2 separate regions of the Homo sapiens genome follow, and region 2 is linked to region 1. The links are chromatin loops, found by intact Hi-C in ENCODE. Cell type or tissue: CD4-positive, alpha-beta T cell. All regions are shown on one strand. Links, peaks and the distances in the headings refer to the core of each region. The heading gives the core; the rest is flanking DNA.

Region 1 (10,644 bases), core at 1,139-9,138:
CCTTGCATCCCCTGGGGCGCTGTCCCTGTGAGCTCCCGGTGTCCTGCACACGTGGGCCCCTGAGTCACCGGGCCTGTGTGTGTGCGATGGGGCTCCGTGGCCAGCCTGGCCTCCTGGGGTTCACTTTCTGCTTTCCTACCCCAACTCTTCCTGTGTGGCTTTGCTGGCCTTCCATTGGGGAGGCACATGGGTTTGGAGGGCAGATGAGGGCCCGCTGGAGAGCTGTACCCCTCAGTGAGGGCCGCCACCTTGATGGTTTTTGATGGATAATGGGGTTGACCTCTTTGTTCCTTCCACATGTTTTTATGTTTGACCATTTAGTCAGCTGAGCTTGTCTTAATCATTTGATTCGTGGTGAATGAGCCCCACATGGGCGAGAGGGCGACCTTCATTCTGAACCCATTTAGGCAGCACGGGCAGCCCTCCTCGCCGTGGGCTGCATCAGAGCCCCCTGCCCAGTCTTGGGGTTGCTCCCGGATGCTGTCTGGGAGGCTTGCTCATGGTGACATCCTCATCTCCCCATGCACTTTACTGCATTCAGAGCTTGGGTCACCTGGACACTGAACTCAGGTGAATTTTCTCTGAGATCCCGGGAGAAGGAGGACAGTTCTCTGGAAGGGTTTCCACGGCCGATCACGGAAAGGGTGAGAAAGGAGAGGTCCTGGTCGGCGACACAATTACGGTGGCAGTGTAACGCCAGGAAACTTTATTGCGTGAAGTCCCTCTCACTCCCTCTCCCTCCCTCTTTTACGTGGACTCTGCCAAAGACCAGGATACCAGAATGCAGTGGAGTGACCAAGTGTAGTGGGACCTTGGGAACACGAGTCTGGAGCCAGGCGGCTGGGGTTTGCATCCTGGTTCTGCCCCTCCTTAGCTGGCTGGCATGGCACAAGCCACTTACCCTCTCTGAGCCTTACTGTCTTCAGTGGCAAATGGATCTGTCAACAGGCCCCATTGCCTGGGGTTGTTACTGCTGAGATTAAGGGAAGCTCGTCCATAGAAGCACTTAGCGTTGTGCCTGACACATAGTGTTTGGTGGATAAATGGGACTTAGGACTGAAACTCATGCATTGGTGTGTTTTTGCAGTGACGTTTTGTTCTGGAGTGCATCACAAGAGAAAAGATTCTTGGCCGGACGTGGTGGCTCAAGCCAATAATCCCAGCACTTTGAGAGGCCGAAGGCAGGGGATCGTTTGAGCCCAGGAGTTTAAGACTAGCCTGGGCAACGTGGCGAAGCCTCATATCTACCAAAAGAGAAAAAAAAAAGCCACGTATTGTGGTGTGTGCCTGTAGTCCCAAGTACTTGGGAGGCTGAGGTGGGAGGATTGCTAGAGCCTGGAAGGTCGGGCTGCAGTGTGCTGTGGTCATGCCACTGCACTCCAGCCTGGGTGACAAAGTGAGACCCTGTTTCAAGGAAAAAAGAGAGAGAGAGAGACAGACCCACAAGAGTCTTAAGCCAGAATCTCCATTAAAATGCTTTCTGGAGGCTAGAAGGATGGTATGTTGATAATGAAATATTTAAAAGGCAGAAACCCCACTGAATTGTTTGGTCCACAGAGGGAAATGGGAATCGCATGACCTGAAGGATGATGCAGGAACTGAACAGAAACCATCCTTGTTTCCTGAATCTGAATATGGCACCATCTTTTCACGGTGCCTGTATCTGCTCAGTCCGGCGGCCCCTCGAAAAGAGGGAATCTTGATTTTCAAACTTAAAATTTGGCCCAAAGCTCACTGCTGCCCACAATGCCCGCCAGACACATTCCTCTTCCCTTTTAGTTTCTATGGGAATACTCTCTTTGAAGAACCCATGAAGCAGTGTCAGGCTGGTTTGAGGATCAGCAGCGATTTGTTTGAGCAGGAGAGCCCGTTTCCTCACTCACAGGCCATATCTGAGTGGATCAAGAAGAACAGAGTGCACTTTTATGAGATTTTGTCTGCGTAGACCATTAGCTTGGTAAAAATGTCAAAACCATCCTCGTTCTTTAATAGCAGATTATTTTGGACTTTTCTCTGCAAGAAGCAGTATGGGCATTCAGATGCTTTTAAGGATAAAATGTTCTTCCTCATCACCAGGCCTGGTGCTCTGGATGGCTGAGGTTTTAATGTGACTTGGTGTTCCTTGGAGTGGCTCCTAGGCTGTGCTCTTGTGGTTGGGTGGCAAGGGGTTGCTTTATTCGGTGGTGGCTAGAGGATGTTTTAGCAGGTAAATCGGGCCCCCAGGAGCCCCTGAGTGCCAAGTCCTGCTGCAGGGCATGTGTTTATGGTGGGGATGTGGGGGGGTGCAGGGTAGGGGGCATTGATTTCCTGCCAATATCAGAAGTTTCACAGGCTTCTTGTGTATCCACAAACACCCACCCCATTGAGAAGGCCTAGAAAACCTGGCCCTCCCCAAGCCTTTATTGACTGCTTGTGAGTGATCCCAGGGTGTGTCTGACCCACAGCTCCTCCTGGAGGGAGAGAAAAGTCTCTCCTAGGTATTTGGTTATCAACCTCAACCACTTGCTGAGCCTTCCTCAAGACCAGGCACCTTGGCAGAGATTTCTGGGTTGTCAGGCGGAACCGAGCATTCAAGGGTAATTCATTGGTGTCCCTGAAATCCCTGATGGACGCACCAGGTAAAAGCATCCAGGGTTGAAACCAGATCAGGAAGGTTATTGTCAGCCTGGGGCTCCTGTAGAGGTGCATCCACGTTGCAGGGATTTTCCTTCTTGCTGAGGAGAAACCTGGGTTTCTCAGCTTTGGCACAGTCACAACACTTGGGGTCAGACCATTCGTGGTGCTGGTGGTGGGGCCATCCCGTGTATTGTAGGATGGTTAGCAGCATCTCTGGTCTCCATCCTCTAGGTGCCATTCTACCCTCCCAGCTATGGCTACCCCAGATGTCTCCAGACGGTTTCAAATGCCATGGAGCAAGGGAGTGGTATGTGAGCAAAACCACCCCAGTTGAGAGCCATTGGTCTACACTTGTGGAAATGTTTGAGGGTAAGAGTGTTGAGCTTGGGTCCCTGCTGTACCCTTTATGAGCAATGCTTTCTTGGAAAATTACTACTACTCCAGGGGCCTCAGTTTTCTCATCTATAAAATGGAGATAAATGAGATACACTTTCATAGGAAGACTATATGGGATTTACTGAGATAATAAGACAGTACATGGAAAATGCTGGGCATAACATTTATTTTTATTTATTTATTTTTTTAAGACAGAGTCTTACTCTGTTGCCCAGGCTGGAGTGCAGTGGCAAGATCTCCGCTCACTGCAACCTCCACCTCCTGGGCTCAAGTGATTCTCCTGCCTCAGCCTCCTGAGTAGCTGGGATTACAGGTGCCCACCACCACACCCAGCTAATTTTTGTATTCTTAGTAAAGATGGGTTTCACCACATTGGCCAGGATGATCTCAAACTCCTGACCTAAGGTGATCCGCCTGCCTCGGCCTCCCAAGGTGCTGAGAACACAGGTGTCAGCCACCACGCTGGGCTGGGCATAGCATTGTAACACAGACAAAGCACAAAATACTTGGGCAATATCTTTTTACATTTGGCTTGTCTAGACTGCATCCTCCATCCCCTCATGCGCTGGTGTGGTGCGGTCCAGAATATCGCCCACCTAGACTGCAGAGTGGATTTGGGTGGCATCTTGGCTTTCTGCACAAGACTTGCCTGTTCCCCACCACATCCCCCTGGTTCTCAGGGTCCAGGATTCCAGGAGTCTGGGATGTGGTCAGGCAGGGCAGGTGGCCCACCCAGTTCACTCCCACACTGGGGACCTGCAGAGCCGGCTGTCTGAGACAGGGTGTTTGGACCAACATCTGGGTTTCTGGATTTCCATTTGAGCACAGCTGGACTACACAGCTCTCTCTGCCGAGATATAGATATTTCCCTGTCGACAATGTTTCAAGCTGACATGAAGACATGGCCACCCACTGGAACGTGGTGTGTCTGCTGTGGCGCTCTTGTAATTTGTGAGGCAGGCTCCTGAGGAATGCAGTGAGTAAGTGGGAAATGGCGGGAAGTTCTCCCATTCCCCCCCACCCCTCCAAAAGTGCTGCTTGCGCAGGTTGGTGGACGGTCCTCTGAGCAGGAAGAAGACAAGGAGCACATTCCTGTTAGCTACCACAGAGAGGGGGAGGGTACGCACTGGACATTTCAAACCCCTGCAGAGAAGCAAGTCTTACTGTGCTGGGAGTACTTGTGGAGTGCGGGCTGTGTTGCCCTGGGCTTTAATTATTTCAGGAACATTTAACCACTGGGCTGGCCGGCTGGATCTTGATATGTGTTTCTCAGTTGGAAAGACTTTGGTCCATAGGGAAATGTCTTCTCAATTCTTTTAATTTCATTAAGGTGGTTATTTTTCTTCTTGTGGCCTCTGGAATGTGACACAGAACTCAAGGGACAGGAAGGAGATGAGTTGGAGGCTGGGTCAGGGGTCCCTGCCAGGGATGCTGGTGACTCACGTGACGGTGTTGATGTGTGGAGTCCGGTGCCTGGTTTGGGGAATGTTCATGGGATATGTTCCACAACACTGACGGATCTATCAGGTACTGGAGGTGAATGGTCAAGTCTGATCTCAGGGCTGACAGTGTCAGGCAAGGACAGGAAGTTGACATTGGACTCATTGGCTGAGGTTGCTGGGGACCCAGGGGGCAATGTGTGCCAGGACAGATGGGTCTGGGGCTAGGAAGGCAGGTTTGGGCTGGAGACTCGGTCTTGGGAGGCATCCCATTAGACAGTGGTTGAGGCTGTCAAAATGACTGTGATTGCCTGGGATGAGAGTGGAGACAGACAGGATGGGGGTTTTGCTCTAAGCCTGGGGAACCCACCTCCCAGGTTCAAGCAATTCTCCTGCCTCAGCCTCCCAAGTAGCTGGGAATGCAGGTGCGTGCCACCATGCCCTACTAACTTTCGTATTTTTAGTAGAGATGAGGTTTGGCCAGGCTGGTCTCAAACTCCTGACCTCAAGTGATCGGCCCACCTTGGCCTCCCAAAGTGCTGGGATTACAGGCATAAGCCACCATACCATGCCTGACCATTTTTAAATATTAATTTTTATGAAATATTTTCAAACACATTTTACTGTACATTGGAAAAGTCAATCATGATTTCAAAACTTTATCAAAATCCAATCAGAAGTCAATTAACCATTTAATTGTGGATAGGTAAGGAGACTATTTTGACCAAATATGTTAGAACAATTACCACTTATAGAAATAATCTATGTTTTAATGTTTTAGTTGAATTAAACAATCTTTTATATTCTGTCCAGACACAGTGGCTCACACCTGTAATCCCAGCACTTTGGCAGGTCGAGGCTGGCGGATCACCTAAGGTCAGGAGTTCGAGACCAGGCTGGCCAACATGGCGAAACTGTCTCTACTAAAAATACAGAAATTAGCCAGGAGTGATGGCACACACCTGTAATCCCAGCTACTTGGAAAGCTGAGGCAGGAGAATCGTTTGAAGCGGGGAAAGCGAGGTTGCAGTCAGCTGAGATCACACCACTGCACTTCAGCCAGCCTGGGTGACAGAGCGACACTCTGTTTCAAAAATAAACGAATAAATAAAATGGAATTCTGAATTTTATTTTTAATAATTATTTTTGTAAAGAGAATGTCTTGTTTTTTGGAGTTGTTGAATTTATTGAATTGACAAAAATTATGTACAAGAGGGTGTACAACATGATGTGATTGAAGTATGTATACATTACGAAATGGCTAAATCAAGCTAAATAACATATCACCTCCCAGACTTATTTTTTTGTGGTGAGAACACTTTAAAAATCTACTCTCTCAGTGATTTCCAAGTGTATGATATGTTGTTATTAACTGTAGGTAACATGTTGTCCCATGGATCTCCTGAACTTAGTCTTCTTCTCTAAAAATGACATTCTGTGTCCTTTGGCATCTGCCCACTTCCCCACCCTGGCAACCATCATGCTACTCTGCTTCTGTGAATTCAACTTTTTTCTTTTCTTTTTCTTTTTCTTTCTTTCTTTTTTTTTTTTTTTCGAGACAGTCTCATTCTGTTGCCCAGGCTGTAGTGCAGGGGTATGATCTTGGCTCACTGCAGCCTTGACCTCCCAAGCTCAATCAATCCTTCCACCTCGGCCTCCTGAGTATCTGGGATACAGGCATGCACCACCACGCTCCACTGATTTTTGTATTTTTATGTAGAGATGGGGTCTTGCTATGTTATGCAGGCTGGTCTCGAACTCCTGGGCTCAAGCAATCTGCCGGCCTCAGCCTCCCAAAGCGCTGGGATTGCAGGCATGAGCCACCATGCCTGGCCGAGTTCAACTTTTTAAGATTCCACATATAAGTGAGATCATGTGGTATTTGTCGTTCTGTGCTTGGCTTATTTCACTTAACATAATATCCTCCAGGCTCATCCATGTGGTCTCAAATGGCAGGATTTCCTTCGTTTTGAAGGCTGAATAGTATTCCATTGTGTACATACACCACATTGTTGCTGGAAGTGTAATGGAGGCCAGTTTGGGGAGGAGGGGGAAAAGATTCACTCTAAGTCTAGATGCTCCAGCACCCACCCAGGATGTGTGCAAGGAAGTGCAGGATGCTCCTGATTTTGCAAACTGTGGTTTGTGGGACTCCAAAGCCCCTATCCTTCCACGATGCTTTCTGTCTTGTTATCACATTTCCTTGGAGGAGAACCCTGCTCTGGCTTTGTCCCTGGGCATGAGATGGCAAAGGATGGTGCTGCTGGGAGACCCTCACGTCTGCACACTAAGGGCTGCTTTCCTTCTCCATTCCTCCTTCAAGTATCTGAGCAGCTCCTGTGTGCCAGCTGCTGGTCTAGGAGATGGATGGGTCCTTGGAGATCACGCTGTAGCAGAGGAGGCAGGCTGTAGCCCACAGGCCAGAACCAGCCCCCTGCCTGTTTATACAAATAAAGTTTTATTGGAACACAGCCACACCCATTTCAGTGCATATTGTCTGTGGCTGCTTTCCTGCTACAGTGGAGAGTTGAATAGTTGGGACAGAGACCCATGGCCTGCAAAGCTGAGCTATTTACCATCTGGCCCTCAAGAGAAAGGAAAAAAAATGCTGATCCTTGTACCCTGACAGTCTTAGTTTAAGAGGACTTTGTACCACCCTGACGTCCCAGGCGTCCATGAGTCCAGCTGCCCTTGAAATGTACATAAGTCTGGGCTAGGGTTTCAGCAGGTGAGTCCCAGTTTTGCAGGTCTTTGGCATCAGGGGCACAACCCAGGATTTTGAGTGGGGTTTCCTCACCACTATGGCTGGGCACTGGGCTAGCGTGCTTTCTGATTTTTGTATGGGGAAGAGAAAGGAGGGAGGAAATGGCCACTTGTTGCCCTGTTCTAACATTTTCCTAAGATGGGTCTCCAGGCAAGGGCTTGGGATCTCACCTTGCACAGCTTACAAAACCCAGTGAGACCAGCTGTCTTGGCGCTGCCACTCTGAGGGATGGAGACCCCAACTTACCAGGAAGGGAGATAAAAGAATGGTTTCTGCAAGCACGAGAACGGGCGTTATTGAAATTAACATTTCCCCCAAGTTTTATAAAGTCTAGGCATGCATATTTAAGTGTCTGTCTCAAAAGTTCATGCTAATAACCAGATGGTGCATTTAATTTCCTTTTTTTGTTCTCTGAGCAACATGCAGCTTCCTGCACAGCCCTCCTTGCAGGCAACTGCGCTGAGGTGACTGTCCTCCTGACTGCCAGCACAGATCTCCAGGGCCTCTGAGAGCCCTGTATTCTGGGGGCAGCCTTTCCCCTTCTATTCGGCCCCAGCTGGAAGGGGGCAGGTTACCCACAGCCCAGCACAGGGCTCCTGCCTTAGCTTCTCTAGGGAGTCTGGCTCCCTCTGACCCTCTAGACCTCACCAGCTGAGGATCATAGCCCCAGGGCAGGAGCCAGGGCCAGGTGGTTTTGTGGGGTGGTTTGAGAGTGCAGCACTGGAGGGGGGCAGGGCGGGCCCAGGGAAAGCTGCTCAGGGGAGACTGCAAAGAGATGGCAGAGTTAGGACAAGAGGGCTGGACATGGTGGCTCACACCTGTAATCCCAGCACTTTGGGAGGCCGAGGTGGGTGGATCGCCTGAGGCCAGGAGTTTGAGACTAGCCTGGCCAACATGGTGAAAACCTGTCTCTACTAAAAATACAATAATTAGCTGGACATGGTGACACCTATAATCCCAGCTACTTGGGAAGCTGAGCCACGAGAATTGCTTGAACACAGAAGGTGGAGGTTGCAATGAGCTGAGATTGTGCCACTGTACTCCAGCCTGGGCAACAGAGCAACATTCCAACTCAAAAAAAAAAAAAAAAAAAAAAAGAAAAAGAAAAAGTCAGAACAAGAGGAGGAGGGAAGAGAAGGGAGCTGTGGGGCAGCAGCCAGGACCTTAAAGGCACAGAAGAGGCAGCTTGGATTTCCAATTCCAAAGGACATGAAGACAAAGTCACACACCTTTATTTAACCTGCTCCAGGTGAGGCTGGGCTTTGTGTATTTTCCTTATCTTGATTTTCCTTGTGTTCAGGCTGTTGTAGAAACAGGTACACAGGGGCTTTGTGTAGCGCCGTGTTCTGGGGGCCTTCAGGAAGCATGGGCTGCCCTGGTTTCCTGGGCTTTGTGTCCCCCTTTCCTCCTGCCACCCCTGACTGTGCACCCCACCTTATCCCTCAGACCATCCTCCTGGAGGGGCTTGGCCAGGTCTTGTGTCCTTGCTAGTCTCTGGGGAGGAAGACTCTGTGGCTTGAAAGCCTGTCGGCTTAAGTTGCAAGGTATAGGTGCCTGGGAGGGCACGTGCACGGCCCTCTTGACTGATCCATTCATGTTTTTCTTTTTTGACTCTGTTCTATGTTGTCCTGATGGAAGGGTAAGTCCCTGCCTTCTTCCTTTCCTGCCTTGGACTCTTGCAATTGGGCCAGATGAGAGGGTCTATGTGGTCTGAGAATTCAAGCAATGCAGGCCAGGTGTGGTGGCTCACACCTGTAATCCCAGCACTTTTGGAGGCCAAGGCGGGTGGGTCAGGAGTTCGAGACCAGCTTGGCCAAAATAGTGAAACCGTGTCTCTACAAAAAATACAAAAGTTAGCCGTGCTTGGTGGTGCTTGCCTGTAATCCTAGTTATTTGGGAGGCTGAGGCAAGAGAATCACTGGAACCCAGAAGGAACATGTTGCAGTGAGGAGCAGGTTGCAGTGAGGAGGTTGCAGTGAGGAGGAGGTTGCAGTGAGGAGGGGGTTGCAGTGAGGAGGAGGTTGCAGTGAGGAGGAGGTTGCAGTGAGCCGAGATTGTGTCCCCGGACTCCAGCCTGCACAATAGAGCAAGACTATTGTTCAAAAAAAAAAATTATATAGAAAACAAAACACATAATTTCCTCTTGATTTGATTTTCTTGATCTTGCTTCTCAGAGGTAACACTGGGGAGGGTGGGGGTATACCTCTCCACACCTTTTTCTTTTATTTTTATTTTTTAAGTTCTGGGATACATGTGTAGAATGTGCAGGTTTGTTACATAGGTGTACATGTGCCATGGTGGTTTGCTGCACCTGTTAACCCGTCATCTAGGTTTTAAGCCCCGCATGCATTAGGTATTTGTCCTAACGCTCTCCCTCCCCTTGTCCCCCACCTCCGACGGGCCCTGGTATATGTTGTTCCCCTCCCTGTGTCCATGTGTTCTCATTATTCAACTCCCACTTATGAGTGAGAACACGCAGAGTTTGGTTTTCTGTTCCTGTCCACACCTTTTTCTTCTGTGCACACAAGCACATGTATTTGCACATAAGTGTTTATTGTAACCTTTTTTAAAAAAATGGAATAATGCTATATTTATTCTTTGGAAAGCCTGCTTTTCAGGCAGCATGTCTTTGACATTGTCTCACGTTGGAACCTGGGAACCACCTTCTTCTCCCAGCAGTTATTCTGACGTGTGGATGCACCACGCTTCGTTTAACCAGCCCTGCACCGATACGTCTTTGGATGGTTTCTGCCTTTTCCCAATCACAGACGGTGTTCTGATGAATTTCCTCGCACACATCACTTGGTGCTCTGTGCGTGCATTTCTGTGAGATGTTCCTGGAGGTGGGCTGTCTAGGTCAGAGGGGGATCTGCGCTTAATTTGCATCCTGTGCAAAATTCCATCCAGTCATCCTGCTTCCCAAGGGCTCACATGGTACTGTCCTCTGTAGACATCATCTTCTGCAGATGATGGCACGACCGCCTCTCTTTCTTTTACTCACACCAGTCTGCACCCTGATGTCCTGGGGGGGTCCAGCCCCTACCCGCTTGTCTGCCCCCAGTCCCCACAGCCCCTGCTAACAGGGACTCTGTCTTCTGAGCTCTGGCAGACTGCTTCACTCTGGAGAAGTTTCCTTTCTCAAACATTCCTGGCAATGTTACTGTAAATCCCGAGGCCTGTGTTTGCCTTCTTCAGGCCTCAGTTTTCTCATAAGTAAAATGGGGATAATGTGATGCTACTGTCTGCATCCTAGAGCTGCCATGAGGGTTCAGTGAGATCACTGTTGAGAGCACGTTCACAGCGCTGGCCTTGTGCACAGTCAGCACATGTTGGGCAGGGCTGTTGCTGATACGTGGTTGACTGTCATTGCTAGACTGTGGCTTTACCAGGGGCATTGTCTTTATTGCCGAGCCCAGAGCCACCCCTAGT
Region 2 (10,644 bases), core at 1,384-9,383, 65 kb after region 1:
TGGGGATAGAAATTGTTCTCTGTGGCCATGTCTTTCCCTCTAATTCTTATCAAAAAACACAGTGATCTCTGTGCATCAAATATTAAGCTCAAGCTTAACAGATCATGCTTCTGGCTTCTCTCTGTCTCTGGCTTGTGGGTTAACAGGTTTGCAACCTTTGCAGAGAAGCCACCAAATTCTCAGTAGGCCAGAGTTTCCAAGGGTGCTGGTCACTCTTGCTCTTTTTCTCCTGCTGGAAATTCAGCACTAGAGAGTGTTACACCATTGCACCTGCAGAGGAGTTCATCTGACTCCAGGGACTACAGAGGAGGGAGGCGGGTAAACTAACAGGCATTCAGAAAATGGCTACCACAATGGGGAAGAAAATGAAAGTCAAACCAAATAAGCAATGGTCAAAAAAAAAAAAAAATCTAGAGGGCAGCTGCAGTGGCTCACACGTGTAATCCAAGCACTTTGGGAGGCCGAGGCAGGTGGATCACTTGACATCAGGAGTTTGAGACCAGCCTGGGCAACACAGTGAAATCACATCTCTACTAAAAATACAAAAATTAGCCAGGTGTCGTGGTGGGCACCTGTAATCTCAGCATTTTGGGAGGCTGAGGTGGGTGGATCACCTGATGTCAGGAGTTTGAGACCAGCCTGGCCAACATGGTAAAACCCTATTTCTATTAAAAAATACAAAAATTAGCCAGGTGTCATGGTAGGCGCCTGTAATCCCAGCTACTTGGGAGGCTGAGGCAGGAGAATTGCTTGAACCCAGGAGACAGAGGTTGCAGTGAGCAAAGATTGCACCACTGCACTCCAGCCTGGGCAACAGTGAGAATTTGTCTCAAAAAAAAAAAAAAAAAAAAAACCTAGAGATGTCCATCCAGGCTGAAGAGAATATTCCAGAGCAGGGGTTGGGACACTATGGCCCATGGGCCAAATCTGACCTGCCTGCACATGTTTTTCTCAATAAAGTTTTATCGAAACACAGCCATGCCCATTTGCTACATATTGTCTATGATTGCTGGATTAGGCTGTTCTCTCATGCTATAAAGAAATACCTGACACTGGGTTTACTTGGCTCACAGTTGTGTAGGCTGTTCAGGGAACATGACAATGACATCTGCTGAGCTTCTGTGGAGGCCTCAGGAAACTTACAATCATGGCCGAAGTTGAAGTGGGAGCAAGAGAGTGAGGAGGGAGGTGTTACACACTCATAAACAACCAGATCTTGCAAGAACTCACTCACCATTGCAAGGACAGGACCAAAAGCATGATGCTAAATCATTCATGAGAAATGCACCCCCATGATCCAATCTCTTCCCACCAGGCCCCACCTCTAACACTGTTGATTACATTGTAACATGAGATTTGGGTGGGGACACATAATCAACCTATATCAGCTGCTTTCATGCTATGGGTGGCAGAGTTGAGTAACTACTACAGGAGACTGTATGGCCCATGAATTCTAAAATATTTACTATCTGATGCTTTCAAGAAAAAGTTTGCAAACCCTGCTCTTGAAAAGGAAGGGAGGGAAGAGGAGAGGAGGAAGGCAGGAAGGAGCAGAGAGGGACACGGGGCTGTATTCAAACATCTGTTGTTAAGAAAGAGAAATTCAAAGCATCTGGCATGGCCCAAGTTATCAAACTAGGAGCACTCCATTGAAGTTTCAGGACAAACACTGTGCTGAATATAAGGATGACCCCATCTGTAATGCCTAACTTTGTTTTTATTAACTTTGTTCTTAGACTTTCCTTTTCTTTTAATCACTTAGCCTTGTTTCTACCTGAATTGACTGTCTTTTAGCTAAGAGAGCTAGACAGACTTTATCTTGGCTCTTTCACCGGCAGCCCCTTCCCTCAAGGACTTAACCTGTGCAAGCTGACTCTTAGCACATCTAAGAATGCAATTAACTGATAAGATACTGTGGCGAGCAATATCCGCAGTTCCCAGGAATTCGTCCGATTGATAATGCCTAAAGCCCCGCATCTATCACTTTGTAATAGTCTTAAACCCCTTAGACCTAGAACTGTTTACTTTCCTGTAATAATTTATCCTTTTAACTTTTTTGCCTACTTTACTTCTGTAAAATTCTTTTAACTAGACCCCCTTCCCCTTTCTAAACTAAAGTATAAAAGAAAATCTAGCCCCTTCTTCGGGGCCAAGAGAACTTTAAGCATTAGCCGTCTCTTGGCCGCCGGCTAAAGAAACAGACTCTTAATTCACCTCAAAGTGTGGCATTTTCTCTAACTCGCTCAAGTACAACATTTGGAGGCCCGAGCAAGAAACGCCACCAGGCGAGAGCCGGGTTAGCTCCGGGCCTGCTGCGGGCTCCCCCGGAAGGACGGCCGGCTTGTAGCGGGGGCGCCACCTGAAAAAAAATTTTCAGGTCCCCGAAAGGTGACCATCTTCCAAAGGAGAGCGGATCGACTACTGTGTGGGTGCCCACAAAAATTCCACCTCTGAGTCCTCAACTTCTGACCCCAAGGTCAGGTAGGTCAGATCTGACTTCAGTTCTAGTAAGAGGGAAGCGGCCCTGATGAGGGCGTCCCTCTTTTGACTCTGCCCGTTTCTTTAGGACGCTAGAAGGTAGAGCTCTGGTTTTCTGTTAGGCACCTCTGTGTCTCTGTCTAGGAGGGAACTGGCCCTGACAGGGACCCTCTCTTGACTCAGTCCACATCCCAGGATGCTGGAGGACTGAGTCCTGGTTTCTGGCAGGCCAGTCACTCTCTCTCTCTCTTTTCCTATCTCTAGTCTTTCTCTTGTTCAAGTTTCTTGAAGAATCTCCAAGAAAGAAAAAAAAAAACTGTTATAAACTCTGTGTGAATAATGAATGAATGAGGGAGGACAAGGGCTTGCGCTTGTCCTCCAGTTTGTAGCTACACGGTGAAAGCTACGGAGTTCAAGTGGGCCCTCACCTGCGGTTCCGTGGCGACCTCATAAGGCTTAAGGCAGCATCAGGCACAGCTCGATCCGAGGTGGAAGTTTATACCGGCCTGCCAATGCTAAGAGGAGCCCAAGTCCCCTCAGCGGGAGTGGCCAGACAGGCATCTGACTGATACCATCACAGGACCCCCTCCCCTTGTCTGTCTAAAAAAAAAAAAAAAAAAAAAAGGGACAAACTGTCATAACTGTTTACATGCCCTAAAGTCAATTGATTATGTTGCTTGTTCTGTTCAGTGTCTATTGTCTTGTTAGTAGTTGTGAAAGTTTTCATGTCAAGACGGTGATATTGCCCAAGACGTCTAAGTAAAAACTTCTTCAAAGTCCTTAGTGCTGATTTTTTGTCACAGGATGTTAAATTTCTCATCAATCATTTAGGCTGACCACCACAGTCCTGTCTTTTCTGCCAGAAGGAAGTCAAGTGTTGTTACAAGAACAAGTGTGAAAAACATTTTCCTGATTAAGATTTCTAGCACCATGAAAGTTGTAAGTATTTAGATTGTCGTACCCCACGTCCAAGTGATTAGACCTCCTCTAAAGTAAACCAGTAGTAAGTTCAAAACAGCCACCCTGCAGATTTCCTTGCTCACCTCTTTTGTCATTCTGTAACTTTTCCTGTGCCCTTAAATAGAACACTGTGTAAAGAAACGTAAGCCCGTACTGCTTTACTTCGCTTAGATTCTTACTCTGTTCCTCTGTGGCTACTCTCCCATCTTGAAAATGATCTGAGTAGTCCTTTTCTGCCTCATCCCTGCCCCCTACCCCACTCATCTCATTTTCCAGTGCGACAAGAAGTTCAGCATCTCCAGGACTTGGCTCTGCTCTCACTCCTTAAACCCTTAAAAGAAAAAGCTACGTTTAAGCTATTTGCCTTTAAGTCATAAAGACACCAAAAGTATTTAAGGTACAGATCTAGAAGAAGAAGAAGAAGAACGCCTAGATCAAACTGACCTAGAAGATCTCAGGCTGTCTCTAGTCCTCCTCCCTCAATATTAAAGCTACAGTAGTGTAGCAAGTAGTATTAGCTGTTGTAGTTTTTCTGCTCTTTCTAGTGATGTTGATTCTGTTCTTTCAATACTCCATTCCGCCAAGAAATAAGTTTCTCTGTCCATGCTAAGTTTAATATCTATGCTCAAATCTTATTAAATTGCCTTCAAAAAAAAATAAACACTTCCTCCCAGCCTTGTAAAATTTAAAGCCCTCTCCAATGTGTGCTGCAGAATTTTCCTTTCAGTTTCTCAGAGGATTATAAAGACCGCCTTAAAAAAGGCAAGCTCCAGACACTCTGCAAAATAAAATGGCCAAAGTGTAAAGTCAAGTGGCCCCCTGAAGGGTCATTGAACCTCACAAGCTGTGTGGCAGGTTGTTACTAAAAATCCTAGCTACCCTGATCAGTTTCCCTACATTGATCAATAGCTAAGTTTGGTCAGGAGCCCCCTCCATGGCTCCGCTCATGCGCCATTCATAATTCTACCTCCAAGTTCCGCCTGAGCCAGACCGCGTTTTTGCCTCGATCCTCAGCCGGTTCGGCTTCCCCCGTACTGCCTCCCTCTGAAGAAGAGGAGAGTCTCCCTCACCCAGTCCCACTGCCTTACAACCATCCTGCTCCCTTAATGTTATCCCATGTCTCCTCGGGGACGTCCCCTGTAGGCTCGCCACCCATTGCCTCTCAATCGCGACCGCGGCAGGAAGAAGTAGCCCCTCTACTACCACTGAGAGAGTCACAAGTCCCTCCAGGTGACGAGCGCTCAGCCCCCTTCTTAGTTTATGACCCTTTTTCTTCTTCTGTCTTATATAATTAGAAAACCCATAATCCTCCCTTCTCTGAAAAGCCCCAGGCTTTGACCTCTCTGATAGAGTCCGTACTCCGGACTCACCCGCCCACGTAAGATGATTGTCAACAGCTCCTTTTAACCCTTTTCACCTCTGAAAAGAAAGAACGTATCCGAAAAGAAGCCAAAAAGTACTTCCTCACATCAGCCAATAGACTGGAAGAAGAAGCTAGAGACCTCCTTGAGGAGGTCTTTCCGTCTACCCGGCCCAACTGGTACCCAAATTCCTCAAGTAGAAAGAGAGCTTCAGACGATTTTCACCGGTATCTCCTCGCGAGTATTAAAAGAGCCGCTCAGAAACCCATAAACTTGTCTAAGATGACCGAAGTTGTCCAAAGGCCCGATAAGTCACCAAGAACGTTTTTAGAGCGCCTCCAGGAGGCTTATCGGATTTACACCCCTTTTGATCCGGCAGCTCTAGAAAATAGCCGTGCTCTTAATTTAGCATTTGTGGCTCAGGCAGCCCCGGATATTAAAAAGAAACTCCAAAAACTAGAAAGATTTGCTAGAATAAATATCTGTCAGCTTTTAGAAATAGCCCAAAAAGCTTTTGACAATCACAAGGTTAAAAAAACAAAAACAAGCAACACAGGCAGCTGAAAAGGCCGCTGATAAAGCATTCAAAAGACAAACAAAAATCTTAGTGGCGGCTATCCAAGAAGTACAGAATGAAATAGCCCGTTAATTTAGCATTAACTGAAGCCCCTGCTTTAGCCCTCCCTAATATCTCCATAAAAGCCAAGGAGTTGCTAAAGACGTGTTTACTCAGACTCTAAGACCCTAAAGACGCCCAGTGGCCTATTTATCTAAGAGGCTAGATCCTGTGGCCTCTAGATGGCCAAGTTGTCTGCGAGCCATAGCGGCTACAGCAAGCCTAGTCCAAGAAGATGGTAAGTTAACTGTAAGCCAAAATTTAACCCTTACAGCTCTTCAAGCCATAAAGACCTTACTACGAAGTGCTTCTGGCAAATAGATGTCAAATGCTCGCATCTTACAGTATCAAAGTTTACTGTTAGATCAGCCTCGTTTGACTTTCTCTCCCACAAAGTGTTTCAATCCAGCTACACTACTTCCCGACTCAGACTGCACTATTCCTGCTCATGACTGTCAAGAACTGTTAGAAACTATCGAAACTGGCCAATCTGATCTTCAAGCTGTGCCCCTAGAAAAGGCAGATGCCGCCGTGTTCACAGAAGTAGCAGCTTCCTCAAGCAGGAAGTAGGAAAAGCCAGTGCAGTTGTTACCATGGAGACAGATGTGTTGTAAGCTCAAGCTTTACCAGCGAACACCTCAGCACAAAAGGCTGAATTGATCGCCCTCACTCAGGCTCTCCGATAAAGAGTAAACGTATTAACATTTACACTGACAGCAAGTACGCCTTTGCTACTGTGCATGTACATAAAGCCATCTACCAGGAAAGCAGGCTACTCACCTCAGCAGCTAGCTGTGATCCACTGCAAAGGACATCAAAAAGAAAACACGGCCGTAGCCCATAGTAACCAGAAAGCTGATTCAGCAGCTCAGGTCGCAGCAAGACTTTCAGTCACGCCTCTAAACTTGCTGCCCACAGTCTCCTTTCCACAGCCAGATCTGCCTGACAATCCCGTATACTCAACAACAACAAAAAAACTGGCTTCAGATCTCAGAGCCAATACAAATCAGGAAAGTTAGTAGATTCTTCCTGACTCTAGAATCTTCACACCCTGAACTCTTAAAGAAACTTTAATCAGCCACCTACAGTCTACCACCCACTTAAAAAGAGCAAAGCTACCTCAGCTCCTCCGGAGCCATTTTAAGATCCCCCGTCTTCAAAGCCTAACAGATTAAGCAGCTCTCAAGTGCACAACCTGCGCCCACGTAAAAGCCAAACAAAGTCCTAAACCCAGCCCAGGCCACTGTCTCTGAAAAAACTCGTCAAGAAAAAAGTAAGAAATTGACTTTACAGAAGTCAAACCATACCAGGTTAAGGACAAATACCTTCTAGTACTAGTAGACACCTTCTCCAGATCGACTAAGGCATTTGCTACCGAAAACGAAACCACCAACACAGTAGTTAAGTTTTTACTCAATGAAATCATCCCTCAATATAGGCTGCCTGCTGCCATAAAGTCTGATAATAGAGCAGCCTTCACCTCACCTATAGCTCAGTCAGTCAGTAAGGCGTTAAACATTCAATAGAAACTCCATTGTGCCTATCAACCTCAGAGCTCCAGGCAAGTAGAACGCATGAACCACACATTAAAAACACTCTTACAATATTGATCTTAAAAACCAGTGTAAATTAAGTAAGTCTCCTTCCTTTAGCCCTACTTAAAGTAAAGTGCACCCCTTATCAGGCTAAGTTCTCACCCTTTGAAATCATGTATAAGAAGGCGCTGCCTATCTTGTCTAAGCTAAGAGATGCCAAATTAGCAGAAATATCACAAATTAATTTATTACAGTACCTATAGTCTCTCCAACAGGTACAAGAGATCATCCTGCCACTTGTTTGAGGAGCCCATCCCAATCCAATTCCTGACCTGACAAAGTCCTACCATTCGTTCCAGCCAGGAGACCTAGTGTTTGTTTAAAAGTTCCAAAAAGAAAGACTCACTCCTGCTTAGAAAAGACTTCATGACTCCAACTGCTCTGAAAGTAGACGGCATTCCTGCTTAATCACTCCCACATCAAAAAGGCCAACAGAGCCCAGCTAAAAACATAAGTCCCCAGGCCTAAGTCAGGCCCCTTAAAACTGTGCCTAAGTCAGGTGAAGCCATTAGATTCATTCTTTTTATCTACCTCACTTATTTGTTTTTGCCAGTTAGGTCCTCTGTGCCTTCCTACTCCTTTCTCCTCACCTCTTTCATGACAGGATGTGTATTTGCAAACACCACTTAGAAGGCCAGTACCTCCAAGGAAGTCTCCTTTGCAGCTGATTTATGTGTACTGTTCCCAAAGCCAGCCCATACCCACGAAAAGCAACACAATCTGCCAGTCCCAGGAGCAGGAAGTGTCGGCCTTGCAGCAAGATTCAGACACTCCAAGAGCCAAACTAAATGTAGAAGTTCCAAAAGTGTAGAAAAAAGTCTCCAAAATATTGACTTTTACCTCTGTCCTAGAAATCACCCTGACGCTAGCTGTCAAGATGCTCATCAGTTTTTCTGCCCTGGTTAGACATGTGTAACTTTAGCCAGCTACTCTAAAAGATCAACCAGATCTTCAACTGTTTCCATAAGTCCTGCTGCTCATCCTAAATTATGTACTAGAAAAAATTGTAATCCTCTTACTGTAACTGTCCATGACCTTAATTCAACTCAATAGTATCATGGTATGTCACGAAATTAAGATTTTATATCCCAGGATTTAATGTTAAGTCTATGTTCACTGTCCAAAAAACCCTAGTCTCATAAAGTCCACCCAAGCCAATCAGGCCTTTAACTGAACTAAGTAATCCTATGTTCCAGAAATACCCTGAAAAAGTTGATTTAACTGTTCCTCCACCATTCTTAGTCATAAAACATACACTCCAAAATGTGCAAGAAAATCTAGACAAGCGCCAACAAGAACAAGAAAATAACATCTAGTATCAAAGCATGTTCAACTGGAACCCATAGCTAACTACTCTAATTACTAAGTTAGCCGGACCCCCTCCCCATCCTACTATTAAGTCTAATTTTTGGGCCTTGTATATTAAATTAGTGTCTTAATTTTGTAAAACAACGCATAGCTTCTGTCAAACTTATGTATCTGAAGACTCAATATAACCCCTTGTTATAAATGAAGAATCAATGATTTGATTCCCCAAAAAAACAAGTGAGGAATGTAATGCCCAACCTTGTTTTTATTAACCCTGTCCTTAGACTCTCCCTTTCTTTTAATGACCTAGCCTTGTTTCCACCTGAATTGACTCTCCCTTAGCTAAGAGAGCCAGACAGACTCCATCTTGGCTCTTTCACTGGTAGCCCGTTCCTCAAGGACTTAACTTGTGCAAGCTGACTCCCAGCACATCGAAGAATGCAATTAACTGATAAGATACTGTGGCGAGCAATATCCGCAGTTCCCAGGAATTCATCCGATTGATAACGCCCAAAGCCCCACGTCTATCACCTTGTAAGAGTCTTAAAGCCTCTAGACCTAGAACTGTTTACTTTACTGTAACAATACATCCTTTTAACTTTTTTGCCTACTTCTGTAAAATTGTTTTAACTAGACCCCCCTCACCTTTCTAAACCGAAGTATAAAAGAAAATCTAGCCCCTTCGAGGCCGAGAGAACTTTAAACGTTAGCCATTTCTTAGGCGCCGGCTAAATAAACAGACTCTTAATTCGTCTCAAAGTGTAGCGTTTTCTCTAACTCGCTTAAGTACAACACATCCAGCAGGCACGTAATCCACTCTAAAATGCTGTCCTGGGGAAGTGAAGATGATGTTGCCGTAAATATCCTTAAACGGCATGTGGATGAGTTCCCCAGAGGCATACATGTTGAGCTAAATACTTTGTTGATGAAGGGTACAAGTTGAAGGGGTTTTGAAAGGCAGAGTGAGGTTCCTCAGAAGGCTGTTGCTACAGAAAGCCAGGAGGAGAAATTACATGGCCAGATAGAGTGGCATGACCATTGGATAAGAGTTTTTTGTTTGTTTTTGAGATGGAGTTTTGCTCTTGTTGCCCAGCTGGAGTGCAATGGCATGATCTCAGCTCACCGCAACCTACGCCTCCCAGGTTCAAGCGATTCTCCTGCCTCAGCCTCCCTAGTAGCTGGGATTACAGGCATGTGCCACCACGCCCGGCTAATTTTGAATTTTTCCTAGGGACGGGGTTTCTCCATCTTGGTCAAGCTGGTCTTGAACTCCCGACCTCAGGTGATCTGCCCGCCTTGGCCTCCCAAAGTGCTGGGATTACAGGCATGAGCCACAGTGCCTTGGATGAGGGTCTTTAGCAAAGATGGAAGTTTTGGTACCTTGCAGTTTAATCTCTTCATTTATGTCCTCCTGAAATCTTCAGGAATAGCACTATTTTGTCAGTGCTTCTGGGGTCGTACTTGGGGGACTTAAAGGAGATGTGATGTGGCAACCTTTGACTCAAGGGAGTATCATACTAGCTCAAAGAGATCTGGGTACATGCCAGTTGAACCAACTCTTCTGAGGATGTGATAGATCCTGGGAGGCCACTCTGATCCTGCCAACCTTGAGGCCAGATAAGTCCTCGAAAAACACGGTTTGGCTTATCACCAGCACTCAGTCTAACACCCACCATGAATCTTGCTGAAGTGAAGCTATATAAATACCTTTTCAAAAGATTTTTTTCATTCCAGATCCTTCTTAGAAATTCCTAAGGCTCAATGCTGTGTGGAAGATTCTAAGAAAGAAAATAATTTCCGATCTTTGGGATTCCCCTGAGATGGTCCAATACGCAAAAAGTTCATTGCCATTTCCATCAAGGACACTGAGAACAGGAGTCTTATCCGGATTGGATCTTGGGAATTGAGAAGCTTCAGCAGGTGGGAAATGCACCCTCCACCGGCTCAGCCCTTGTGGGCTATTTCAGTTACCTACTGCACCCTAAGATTAGAAACTTTAAACCACCACAAGGCATTATTGCTCATGACCCTGTGAGTTGCATGGGGACTTCCTGTCTGGTTTAACCTGGGCTCATTTATGTGGCTACCTGCAGCTGGAGGGCCAGCTGGGCGGAACATCCAGGAAGGCCTCACGAATGTGCCTGGCAGTTGGTGCTGGCTGTCAGCAGGGGAACATTGTTTTCCTTCATGTGGCCCCCTCACCCTCCAGAGCCCCTCTCCAAATGGCCCTTTAAGCAGGATAGCCAAGGCTTGCTTGGTGCCAGCATCCAAGAGGGCAAAAATATGGAAACTACGAGAGACCTGTCAAGGCCTAAGACTATATGCA

Evidence for each region. A loop is a pair of places that touch in the nucleus more often than their neighbours do. Peaks named below come from ENCODE experiments on the same cell type or tissue, not always from the same donor. Only the 100,000 strongest peaks of a DNase experiment are listed, where the experiment ranks them.
Region 2: a loop joins it to region 1, with 4 times the contacts of the local background. A loop is called at or near these places in 2 of 110 quality-filtered maps.

Annotation. Positions count from the first base shown.
Region 1 is chr4:9,533,228-9,543,871 of GRCh38, forward strand. It overlaps the pseudogene LOC101928948. Among named protein-coding and RNA genes, the nearest start is that of MIR548I2, 18 kb to the right of the region's middle. RefSeq lists an enhancer at 1-726. In CD4-positive, alpha-beta T cell, for the core only: no CTCF peak of the experiment used is centred there; no DNase peak of the experiment used is centred there.
Region 2 is chr4:9,598,132-9,608,775 of GRCh38, forward strand. No RefSeq gene overlaps it. Among named protein-coding and RNA genes, the nearest start is that of MIR548I2, 47 kb to the left of the region's middle. RefSeq lists an enhancer at 4,027-4,545. In CD4-positive, alpha-beta T cell, for the core only: no CTCF peak of the experiment used is centred there; a DNase peak (open chromatin) is centred at 6,010; H3K4me3 peaks cover 1,624 bases; H3K27ac peaks cover 2,096 bases.